2 separate regions of the Homo sapiens genome follow, and region 2 is linked to region 1. Evidence: chromatin contacts called from ENCODE Hi-C data. All regions are on one chromosome and are shown on one strand. The core of a region is the stretch at or near the end of the contact, and the rest is flanking DNA. Distances in the headings are between cores, read along the strand shown. Region 1 holds the start of NR1H2 (nuclear receptor subfamily 1 group H member 2). Region 2 holds the start of LENG9 (leukocyte receptor cluster member 9).

Region 1 (3,288 bases), core at 789-3,288:
CAACGCTCATGTTAATCACTTGTTTCGCTTCTAACATCCCTAGGTGGAAAATTCCACAATCTCAAACGATGGGCCTGAGTAGACATAATAAGTTACAGAAGAGCATGGATCACATAGTCCCATTTCTTTTTTATAAAGGCATACACATATGTCAGAGGCATTCCAACCACAGCGATTCTGTCTTGAATAGGAGCTTGGTAAAATAAGGCTGAGACCTACTGGGCTGCGTTCCCAGGAGGTTAAGGCATTCTTAGTCACAGGATGAGATAGGATAGGAGGTTGGCACAAGATACGGGTCACAAAGAGCTTGCTGATAAAACAGCATATGCAGTAAAGAAGTCAGCCAGATCCCAGCAAAACCAAGATGGCGATGAGAGTGACCTCTAGCCGTCCTCATGGCTCATTATACACTAATTATAACGCATTAGCATGCTAAAAGTCACACCCACCAGCACGATGACAGCTTACAAATGCCATGGCAACGTCAGGAAGTTCCCCTATATGGTCTAAACGGGGGAGGAACCCTCAATTCTGAGAATTGCCTACCCTTTTCCTGGAAAACTCATGAATAATCCACCCGTTGTTTAGTATATAATCAAGAAATAACTATAAGTATAATCACAGTGAACAGCCCAAGCCGCTGCTCTACCTGGAGTAGCCATTCTTTTATTCCTTTATTTTTATTGCATTTTATTTTTGAGACGGAGTTTCGCTCTTGTTACCCAGACTGGAGTGCAATGGCGCAATCTCGGCTCACCGCAACCTCGGCTCACCGCAACCTCCGCCTCCTGGGTTCAAGCGATTCTCCTGCCTCAGCCTCTCCCGAGTAGCTGGGATTACAGGCGCCCGCCACCATGCCTGGCTAATTTTGTATTTTTAGTAGAGACGGAGTTTCTCCATGTTGGTCAGGCTGATCTCAAACTCCCGACCTCAGGTGATCTGCCCACCTCGGCCTCCCAAAGTGCTGGGATTACAGGCGTGAGCCACCGCGCCCGGTCCGAGACTGAGCTTTTTTAATTCTTCCAATCACCAAGTTATTGAAACCATTTTTGCAAAATTTTAACAATGAGAAAATTCTGACATCTCAAATCTGGCCAGGCACAGCGGCTCACGCCTGTAATCCCAACACTCTGGAAGGCCGAGGTAGGTGGATTGCCTGAGGTCAGGAGTTCGATACCAGCCTGGCAAACATGGTGAAACCCCATCTCTACTAAAAATAGAAAAATTAGCCGGCCGTGGTGGTGGGCACCTGTAATCCCAGCTACAAGGGAGGCTGAGGCAGGAGAATCGCTTGAACCCAGGAGGCGGAAGTTGCAGTTAGCTGAGATCGCGGCACTGCACTCCAGCCTGGGCAACAGAGTGAGACTCCATCTCAAAAAAAAAAAAGTAAAAATAAGCCCGGTGCCGCAGCTCACGCCTGTAATCCCAGCACTTTGGGAGGCCGAGGCAGGCGGATCATTTGAAGTCAGGAGTTCGAGACCAGCCTCGCCAACATGGCGAAACCCTGTCTCTACTAAAAATACAAAAAAATGAGCCGGGCGTGGTGGCACATGCCTGTAATCCCAGTTACTTGGGAGGGTGAGGCAAGAGAATCTCTTGAACCCAGGACGCAGAGGCTGGAGTGAGCTGAGATCACACCACTGCACTCCAGTCTGGGGTGACAGAGTGAGACCTCTCCAAATAAATAAATAAAAATAAATAAAACTAACAAGCAGCACGACTCCAAAATCAGAAAACTTGTAACGACCAAAAAAGTGCAAACGTGCCTTAAATCAGTCATGTGCGACAAGCAGCTATAGCTAGGGTTTGGCCGCAGGCTCAGAGAAGCGCATGAATGAGCTAAAGCCACAAAGCGCGGGGCTGGAGGTTTGGCTCCCAAGAAGCGAGGAAATGGGTTCGGAACTCTTCTGCCAAGTCCCAGTAGATCTACCCGGTAAACTTCCGGTGAGTTTCCAACTTCCGTGCGGGGCAGCAGCTTCGGCTGGTCCTAAGCGGACCGGAAGTTCGTCAAGTTTCACGCTCCGCCCCTCTTCCGGACGTGACGCAAGGGCGGGGTTGCCGGAAGAAGTGGCGAAGTTACTTTTGAGGGTATTTGAGTAGCGGCGGTGTGTCAGGGGCTAAAGAGGAGGACGAAGAAAAGCAGAGCAAGGGAACCCAGGTAGGTGCACCCGAGAGTGGGGAGACGCAGGAGGAGCCCCGAACCCGGGGCTTCTCGGCGCTCCCCGCGTACTCCGCTCTGCCCCCTTCTCTCCTTCCATTTCCTCCCCTCGGTAATTCGCGCCTCCCGCGGCTGTTTCCAGGGCAACAGGAGTAGTTCACTCCGCGAGAGGCCGTCCACGAGACCCCCGCGCGCAGCCATGAGCCCCGCCCCCCGCTGTTGCTTGGAGAGGGGCGGGACCTGGAGAGAGGTGCGAGGGCGGAGCATGAATGGAGGAGGCGGGGCGGGGCATGATGGGAGGTGATGGGGCGGGACCTGCAGCGCGGTGCGGGGGCGGGGCATGAAGGGAGGAGGCGGGGCTGGGGGCGGGGCATGATGGGAGGAGATGTGGCGGGGCCTGGAGCGAGGTTGTGGGGGTGCAGTAGGAAGGGAGGAGGCGGGGCGGGGGCGGGGCATGATGGGAGGGGATGGGGACCTGGAGCGAGGTTGTGGGGGTGAGGCTTGGAGGGAGGGATGCATATGGGGCGGGGCAAGGTGTTGGGAGGCCCATGATGGGGGCTTTAGGGGCTGAACCTGGAAGGTTGAGGGCGGAGCATAGTAGGAGGAGGTGGGGTCAGAATGAGAAATAGGGATGCTTGGGGCAGAAGTGAGGTAGAGTCTTAAGAAGAGGAGGTGGGGGGAAACTACATGGCATGGAGGCCGTGAAGGCAGAGCATGATTAAAGGAGAATGGGCCCTACCTAGAAAAAGCAGGTGGATTGGACCTGAGGGGGCGGGGCCTACAGCAGGGGCGGGGCTTAAGACCAAGCTGAAGGCTGGCGTGGAACAGAAGGGGGCAGGTCTTGTTAGAAGGATGGGGAGGGTTTGTAGGCTGGCAGGAACCAGGGTTGTGGCTGAGAGTAGGGTCTTTGGAGAGATGGAAAAAAAAGGGAAAGCCCTGTCAGGACCTGTAACTGACCTAACCTAACCCTTCTTAGCCCCACAAGGCTCTCAATCCCCTGTATTCTACAGGCTGCTCCGTGACCCCACCATGTCCTCTCCTACCACGAGTTCCCTGGATACCCCCCTGCCTGGTGAGTGACTCTCTTCCCCACCCAGCCCTTATCACACACGAGCAGAAGCTCACTGTAC
Region 2 (2,878 bases), core at 175-2,674, 4.1 Mb after region 1:
TGGGGCACACAGCACATGCGGGCCCAGGAGGACCAGCTTTCTAAAGCTCAGCCGAGGGGGTGCATTTAGCCCCGGGGCCAAGAGGGCCCGTCTCAGAGCTCCAATGGCAGCGGCCTCCTCCCCAGCGCCTGCCAGTCGCAGCAGGGCCAGGGTCAGGTGTAGGTTCTGAGAGGGCACTAGGAAGTTGGCGCAGTGTGGGGCCACGTGGACCAGGTATTCCTGGGCCTTGGTCACTTCTGCTTGTAGCCCAGGCTCGGTCACCATGAGGGCCACAAAATGTGTGGGGCGCGGTTGGCAAGGGGCTGCAACACTAAGGCGGGCCCTTTTGTCCTCGGGCCAGGCCGCAGGACCCCACTCGGCTTCTGTCGTCTCAGCGGAGCCCCCCGGGACTCCCAGGGCCTGTGCTTCCTTGCCCCCCAGCAATGTGGTCCTGGTGGCTGCTGTTGGCTTCAGTGCCTCAGTCACTCCGGCGAGGCGTCCTCTTGGGGCCAGTGTTCCCAAATCAGCAGCTGTGCCCAGCGCCCTCTCCTGGGCCGCCTCCAGCTCTCCGGGTTCCTCCACGCCTGGTTCCTGGTGCCCTGTGCAGAGCGGCCTTGTGCTCCCTCGCTTGGGGGCAGCCTGGGCCTCCTGACCTGTCCCCGCCAGTGTCCACTCGGCACCCTCTGCCCCGTGGGCGCCCTCGGTGTTCGGTGCGTCCAGGATGGTGGGCCCGCGTCCCGCCGCCGAGCCAGAGCCAAAGACGAGGTCGGTGCGCGAGGCGCGGTCCCACACAAGGCGGCCACGGAAGCGGAAGAAGCGCACGCGGTGCTGGGGCACTGCCAGCACGCCCGGCCCGAGCGCCGCCAGCGGCTGGTCCCAGCAAAAGGCGCTGAAGGGCTCCTCGCGCACACCCAGAAAGCGGTCGACGTAGCCCACCGAGAAGTCGGCGGGGTCGAGGCGCGGGTCCCAGCGGATGCGCTGGATGACGTCCGCGGCTGTGCGCAGCGGCGGCTTCTTGGCCCCGGCCTCCGGCTGCGCCTCGCGGCCAGGCGGCGCCGGCGCCCCAGGGTGGGGCTGGCGGCAGCGGGCGCCGAAGCGGCAGCGGCCTTCCAGGAAGAAGCGGCAGGCCGGCGGGGGCGCGGGTTCCGTGGCGGGGGCTTCCTGCGGCAACTCCGGCTCTCTGGCCGCTGCCATGGGTGCGGGGAACTGGCACGCCCGCCGCGCAGACGAGGTCGCCCCGCACGGAGGGCGGCTCCCCTTGGATGCACCGAGCCTCACCCGACAGTGGCGTCAGCGGCCCGCGCTCCGGCCTAGCTCTGGGGACCACGCCGCGTGCCCTCGCGAGGACTCTGGCCCAGTCCCTCCTTGGTGGAGAGCCTGACACCGCTGCTCTGGGACTTCCCGGCTGCGCCCTCCCCCAGCGCCAGGAAAGCAAGCTGCGTAAAGGCTGCGGCAGTCTCGGTCTCCCGGAGCTCTTGGGAGCCTGGCCCCGCCCCTTTCCCGGTGATTGATGTGTGCTGCCTCTTTCTGGGTGATTTACATGTAATGCCCCGCCCCTTTCGGGATGATTACGTGTGCCTCGACCTTTAGGTGATTTACATGTAGTGCCCCGCCCCGTTCCCGGTGATTTACATGTGGTGCCCCGCCCCTTTCCTGGTGATTTACGAGTGCCCCACCCCTTTTAGGTGATTTTTTTTTTTTTTTATGTGTGCCTCTCCCCTTCCCAAGTGATTTACATATGTTCCCCGCTCCTTTCAGGGTAATTTACATGTAATGCCCCGCCCCTTTCCGGGTGATTTACGAGTGCCTCTCCCCTTCTCAAGTGATTTACATGTGTCCCGCCCCGTTCCGGGTGATTTACATGCGTGCCCTGGCCCTTTCCCAGTGATACTTTTGTGCTGCCTCTTTCCGGGTGATTTACGTGTGTGCCTCTCCCCAAGTGATTTACATGTGTGCCCTGTCCGTTTTAAGGTGATTTACATGTGGTGCCCCGCCCCTTTCCGGGTGATTTACCTGTGTCCCATCCCTTTCCCGGTGATTTACATGTGGTGCCCCGCCCCTTTCCCGGTGATACCTGTGTGCCCCGCCCATGAGGGGACGTCTTTAAAGAACCTGGACCCGCCCTCAGTCCAAGTGATTTACATTTGCGGCCCCGCCCCTCTGGGAAACTTACGAGAACCTGGCCCCTCAGTCCAAATCATTTGCATGTTCGGCCCCATCCCTCGGGGGCCTTAAAGAACCAAGATGCCTGCGGACCCTTCCCCCACGGAGACCAGGCCCCTACTGCTCTAAAAGTGTTCTCAGACACTTCCCTCTGCAGCCGCTCCCAGAGTAAACGGCGGCTCCGCCGGGTCGGAGTCCACCTGAGGCGTTCAGGGCCAGAAAGACTCCTGGGGCTGCAGCACTCTGCAGCCCCGCCTCGGCTGGCCCCGCGGTGGCTGAGTCTGGCCCGGCCCCAGGACCACGTCCGGCCGGCGGTGGCGCACAGTATTTGACGAATGGGACTGCGGGAGCCGCCGCCTCTGCAAGGGGCACCGCCTGGCCACGCCCTCGGGCTCTCTTAAAGGAGCCGCACCCCCACCCCAGGGCAATCATCGGACCCGGACCAGGCCTCCGGGTGACACATCCGGCTCTCAGAGGCGCCAGGACCCTATCATTCATCCCTTTCCACGTGCAAAGTGAAAAGTCAGAGCCCGGGCACACACCTTGGCCGTTTATGTATACAGAAGTGGGGTGCCGGGCGGGAAGGGCGCGGGGAATGAGGGAACCTAGAGGCCGATGACGTCGTTCAGCTCGAGGTCCGCGTTGGGGCGGCAGCGGGCCTGGGGGGGCTGCGTCCCGGGGCGGGGTTCCGCGTCGGGCTTGGCGGCAGCCGCCTCCGGGCGCGCCGCGTCCATGA

The links. Hi-C counts contacts between places; a loop is a spot of excess contacts on that map. Pooled maps may share reads with other maps.
Region 2: a pooled map shows a loop between it and region 1 (13-fold over the local background). The contact joins the promoter of LENG9 here to the promoter of NR1H2 in region 1. A Hi-C loop is called at or near these places in 1 of 168 maps with a recorded cell type or tissue (CD8-positive, alpha-beta T cell) and 10 of 50 pooled maps.

Annotation. Positions count from the first base shown.
Region 1 is chr19:50,374,419-50,377,706 of GRCh38, forward strand. NR1H2 (nuclear receptor subfamily 1 group H member 2) reads left to right here and starts at 2,039. Exons shown (of 10, transcript NM_007121.7): 1 at 2,039-2,158; 2 at 2,301-2,408; 3 at 3,169-3,230. The coding sequence starts at 3,188. RefSeq lists an enhancer at 1,948-2,759 and a silencer at 2,580-2,669.
Region 2 is chr19:54,462,354-54,465,231 of GRCh38, forward strand. It overlaps LENG9 (leukocyte receptor cluster member 9), which reads right to left and starts at 1,425. Exons shown (of 1, transcript NM_001301782.2): 1 at 1-1,425. The coding sequence starts at 1,173. CDC42EP5 (CDC42 effector protein 5) reads right to left here. Exons shown (of 3, transcript NM_145057.4): 3 at 2,673-2,878. The coding sequence ends at 2,748.